Linked DNA regions of Homo sapiens: region 2 is linked to region 1. The links are chromatin contacts, found by Hi-C or POLR2A ChIA-PET in ENCODE. All regions are on one chromosome and are shown on one strand. Each heading gives the region's core, a stretch centred on a gene start or an enhancer-like site at or near the end of the contact. The rest is flanking DNA. Distances are from core to core; before and after follow the strand shown.

Region 1 (2,700 bases), core at 131-2,630:
GTATAATATAATCAGGGCTCCATCTTTCTTCAGAAGCATCGCTTGACATCTCTTTAACTTTTCCGTATCAGTCTACTCATGCAAGAACTTAACATTGTCCAAAAAGTAATTTGACAGATACTCTTTTCTAAAACAATATTCATCCTAAACAAAACTTATATCATATTATTTAATTGGTTTATCGTGGGGTTGGCACAAATTTTACCTTGACCAGACCAATCATCCCAAAGTGCTAGAAATGGTAAAGTCCCAGGCTAGGGAAGGTGACCCTACAATATTATGATTAACCTCAAATACCTATTTTATGGACACCATAGTAGTCTTTTCTTATTTGCTCTACATAATTAAAAAAAACAAAAACAGAGAAATGATCTCGCTCTGTTGCTCAAGCTGGACTTGAACTCCTGGGTTCAAGAAACTCTCTTGCCTCAACCTCTCAAGTAGCTGAAACTACAGGTGTGTACCATTGTGCCCAGCTAAATAAGAGAATATTCTGTGTGATCGACTACAAACGAGATTGTGCCAGAAACCAGGTCAACAATAGTGAAACATAAGACTCTGTCCCAGATTACTGGAAAACAGATGTGTGAAACTCAAGAAACATGTTTCAAGAAGAGGAAAGGAAGAATTCAGAAATCCAGTGCGGTGCCTGGAAAAGGCCGTTGTGAACAAGAGCTAAATTGGGCTTAGATTAATCAAGAAAAAGAACCAATTCAAGAGATTTCAGAAGGTGGGAATGAAAGAGGACACAGCATCCAACAAGGAATGGGCAATAGGAAGAGGAGGAATGAAGAGAAAGAATTTCTAGGGAGATGGTTTTTTGTGAACCTGAGAATGGTGCCTGGAAAAGTGACCAGAAAGCACAGAATACAATCAAGGCCTAAGGGCTTAGGTTTCAAAGCAGGATAGAATTAAGAGGAGAAACCAGGATTAGTTGTTTAGACTGGTTCTGTAACTAGGCTGTGAATCTGTGTTTTAGGAGCTGTATATTATCTATAGCTCTAGATTCTCATCCTAGAGCCATGTAAATTTGGGATGATGGGTGTGACGACTTTGGTGCCTTTCTTACAGAAGGAGGTTGCTGAAGAAAGCTAAGTGCAGCACTTCTCTGTGAGGCTGGAGGACAGAGAAGTATCCCATCACTCCTTCTACTCCCTGGAGTTGGAAGAAAGCTGAACATGTGTAGATCTAATGGGGATCAGCATTTAATCTCAGGGGCATTGGCTGTCCTTTGCCTTAAAGATCAGGCGATTTCTCTGGTAAGTTCTGCTCTTTTTGGGGCACCCTGCACAGTCTTCCTCTCTGCAATTAATTTGTCTCAGATGCTAGGGCACTTGAGGAGGAGAAGGAGTAGGCCTGAGTCATTTTCCTCGTTGTTTCCTTATTAGAACATTGAATCAAAGAGAAAGAACACTAACAGCTGATTCATTATGATCTTGTTCTTACTACTGGGATCTAAAGTAGAAGAATTCTTCCCTTTGGAGGGAACATTTGCTCTGAATTAAGAAGAAATGTTGTTATTTACATCTGACCTATTTTCTCTAGACCTCAGTGGTTTCCAGGACAACACACTGAGGTTTTGAAGGAGGGGTGCAAGGGGAAGTGCTGACTCATCTTTTTTGCCACTCCCTTCCCTGGTTGTCTTATAAGAAGAACACCTATTCACTGCTTGCTTTGTGACTTGAGGCCAATTTTGGGTCAGTGTCACAACGACCAGATAGCATTAAAACCCAGCTTGAGCCTAGGATGGATGAAATCTGTAATCCACTTGAAAATGTGCACTGTCAGAATACGATTAGGCAAGATTGATGAATATTCTACTTACTTACTTGGAAACCAATTCTCTACCTTTGTAGAAGAGACTGCATGGACAAGGTGGGACCAGAGCAGCTGGGGAGGTAAGAAGTTTCCTTCAGCTTAGTTAACAGAGTCATAGGATGGCCCTGGAACTCTCTGGTACGCACATAGTTGGCAGCTGACCAGACCCTCAGAAATAACAAATCCCTGTTACTTTTGCTAGCAGAATTCTCTCAGGGTCCACATATATCAGAACATACTACTTTAAATATGACATGAGAGGAAACATACAACTAGAAATACTACAAATAAAGCAACTCTCACCCCACACCCCACTGGCACACACATGTTTTGATGCAGATGTGTTTGTTGGCAATAAAACAAATCGAATAGCATTAAAGAAGTTGAGGTAGAAATAGAGTCTACCTGGGAATCGTTGGTTGACACGTTGTACCAAATGATGGATGCCCAAGCATTAGGTAACTGACTGACATTGGAAATCATCACCACAGGCAATGAGCTGGTCTGGTTTGGGGGGAAAAAAGCATAGTTATTACAGGTAGTCCCACCTTACATTGATCTTATGCTTGACCCTCGCCTCTAAAGGGCCAATCTCAAGCCAGCCCCACACCTCCAGTCCTGATGTCCATGGTGCCCTGGTCACTGAAATGACTTGTGAAGGCCATGGAACTTTCTGAGCATGCATAAGTAAGGGCACAGAGAGGAAAGAGCAGGAATCCTTTCAGAGTGCTCAGTCAGGCAGCTTCCCAGTATCTCCCCTGACATTGCGGACACATTTATACTTTTTAAATGTCACCCACTGTCTCAAGTGCAATATATTAGAGAGTCTATTGAATTAGCAACAATCTTCTCTATAAGTTAAATAAAAGAATCTATTTTAAG
Region 2 (2,700 bases), core at 48-2,547, 340 kb after region 1:
ATGATTCCATCTGTCATTCTAGAAGAGGCAAAGCTATAGAGACTGATTACCTATAAGAAGCTATAGAGTCAGGGATTGCCAGGAGATAGGAGTTGTGAGAGGGTTGTGGCTGCAAAGAGAATTTTGGGGACTGATAATGGTGGTGGTTGCTTGACATTATACATTTGCCAAAACTTAGAGAACTGTATACCAAAAAAGTCAGCATCACTGTAAGTAGATTTGAAAATATTTTGAGACTTTGTTCAATATCAAAAAGTATTGAGTATTCAAATTTATAGTAAAAATAGGTAACAGTTACTGAGTCCTTACTACATAGCAGGTATTATATTAAGTGCTATGTATAGATTATCTCATTTAATATAATCTTAAAATAACCAGAAGTAGTGTTTGCAGAGTCTTTTCATCATTAATTTAAAAATATATATTTGCTTTTCACCCTTTTATTTTTTAAAATAGCCAGTCTTTTTTCAAGTGTAAAATTAGTTATTTCAAAAAATAAAAAGGAATTGTTATGTTTATATTTTTATTTCCTTTTTTGTTTATTTGCCTTAATATTTTAGTAATGATATTACCTGTTTTCCTTTATTTTCTTAGTATCATTTTAAGCCATTAAGGACACTGAATTCTCTTTTATCTTTCTTTCCATATAGATTTTTCTAATGTGATTGTTATCCCCAGTGGCTTAGTAAAACAACCCATTTACTCAAAAGCTAAATCATAAATATTTCATCTTTATTTTAGAGTACTCATTATGCTTCAGAAATGTTTTATACTTGTCTGGCACCTTTTAGTAACATAAATATTCTAAAAGCACGATTCATTCTTTTCCTGTCTTCTCATCATGAAGAGAATGCCCAAACTTTGATGGGTAACTTAAAACAGTTTATACAGATTGTTTAAAACACTTCTAAGAATATATAGGAAGATTGCTAGCTTGCTGTAATGAATAGAAGACAAATAAATGTTTACATTTATGGACAGAATGTTAAGTAGACACAGAAAGATTACATTTGGCTTTATGGATTTGGCTTTGTAGCCAGTGTTAGAACCAGTGGATAGATTTTCATGTCTTTCCTTATGTTGAAAATACTTTGTGGTAGCGCTGGCCTGTTTTTTTTAACACTTGAAAGAGTTAACTTCCCTACAACACAAGATTGACTCTAAAATTAATTTTTTTCCTTATGATTACAGATTCAGAACAGAAGAATCTAGGCTTTAAATTCTTGGGATCAAGTTCTAACTTATTTCCTTATAAACATTGTAAACATACACAACGTAATATTGACCCAAGGGCCTGTTGAGTAAATATTTGGCCCAGGGCCAGTGAAGTGCATGGGAAATTGCTGCAGATGGGAGAGTGGAATGGAAGGCAGTCTCAGAACAGGTCAAGGGTGTTTGCTTCAATCAGATTATGTCAGTGGTAGGCAGCTGCATTGAGAAAGTTTTGGGAACTGCCTGTGACATTTGCAGTACCCATTCTATAAAGAAAATAAATTCAGAGAGGAAGGGAAATATGATAAGATGGTCAAAGTCTGTTTTATGGATGGTAGTGTCGTGGCTTCATCTTGTGTCATTGGATTTTGTTCTGTTTTGTCTTTTAGGATATAGAATGGACTCACATTGACTACTTCAATAATGCTATCATTTGTGACCTAATAGAAAATGTGAGTACTTAGGTACAGTTTTCTAAAGAATGTTTTAGTCCTATAATTCACCCTTATAAATGTTCTCAGTGCCTCAATGTTAAGCATTAGTATTTTCACTGTTTTTTATATATATATATATATATATATATACACACACACATATATATGTGTATATATATATATATACACGTACACACACACACACACACACACACACACACACATATATATATATGTTAAGGAACTGCAGAGTTCTAGAGATTTTATTGTAGCCCTAAGAGATCATACACAGTTCTTGAACACATACATAGACAGCTGGATGTTTTGATACTTAGCCAGGATCCCCAGTGGCCATATCACAACACCCTTTTATGACCTTCAGACACCAGGCCTTAAAGGTACCAGCCTTTCTTGTATGGTTGGAGCCCAGGTCTATTCCATGACTCCTGGGCATGTGAGTACTGATCAGAGTAGGCTCTGAGCAGCCATCCAGTTTTTTGCCAAATCAAAATATCCATTTCATTCCCAAAACTCTAATGACCTCTTAACATACTATTCACCGGGTATTATATTAAGTTTAAGTGACATAAAGGGACAACCTCTGGAGCTGAATTAAGTGGGACCCCAGAAGTGGCTTAAGTGCAGCTGTAGCATTGATTCAGATCATACATGCAGAGGGCATTGCATGTGTGACTGCAGGTGGCCAGGGACCTGGAATTTTTCGGATGACCCAAGTATGTGCATATGCAAAAAGGCTTAAAGTGTGAAAAATTATTGGATAATTTCGAGTAAGCTTTCTGAGTCCAAGATTTTTGTTTTTAGATCATATTCCGTAGTTTATTGTAAATGAATTAAATGTAGGAAGACTGATTTTGTGTGTGGAAAACAGGAAACTAATTTATGCTTAGGATTACTAATACCTGACTTTGAATAAGTAATTTGAAACAGTGTATAAGCCTTATTATCCTGCAGTCTTTTTAGCAAGACCAGTTTAGTGAGATGAGTGCTGTGTTTCAGGAATACAGTCACATGCTCTGAATGAATATTAAATCAT

Evidence for each region. A loop is a pair of places that touch in the nucleus more often than their neighbours do. ChIA-PET counts read pairs that join two places held with the same protein, here RNA polymerase II (POLR2A).
Region 2: a map of endothelial cell of umbilical vein shows a loop between it and region 1 (2.1-fold over the local background). The contact joins two enhancer-like sites. A Hi-C loop is called at or near these places in 1 of 168 maps with a recorded cell type or tissue (endothelial cell of umbilical vein). POLR2A ChIA-PET finds 5 or more read pairs at or near these places in 1 of 52 experiments (common myeloid progenitor, CD34-positive).

Annotation. Positions count from the first base shown.
Region 1 is chr2:191,036,976-191,039,675 of GRCh38, forward strand. STAT4 (signal transducer and activator of transcription 4) reads right to left here. Exons shown (of 24, transcript NM_003151.4): 16 at 2,224-2,322. Among named protein-coding and RNA genes, the nearest start is that of STAT4-AS1, 17 kb to the left of the region's middle. Within about 2 kb of position 1,381, at least 5 of the 41 ENCODE cell types and tissues checked have a DNase peak (open chromatin) inside an H3K27ac peak, as active enhancers do.
Region 2 is chr2:191,381,679-191,384,378 of GRCh38, forward strand. MYO1B (myosin IB) reads left to right here. Exons shown (of 31, transcript NM_001130158.3): 15 at 1,602-1,664. Among named protein-coding and RNA genes, the nearest start is that of MYO1B-AS1, 140 kb to the left of the region's middle. Within about 2 kb of position 1,298, at least 5 of the 41 ENCODE cell types and tissues checked have a DNase peak (open chromatin) inside an H3K27ac peak, as active enhancers do.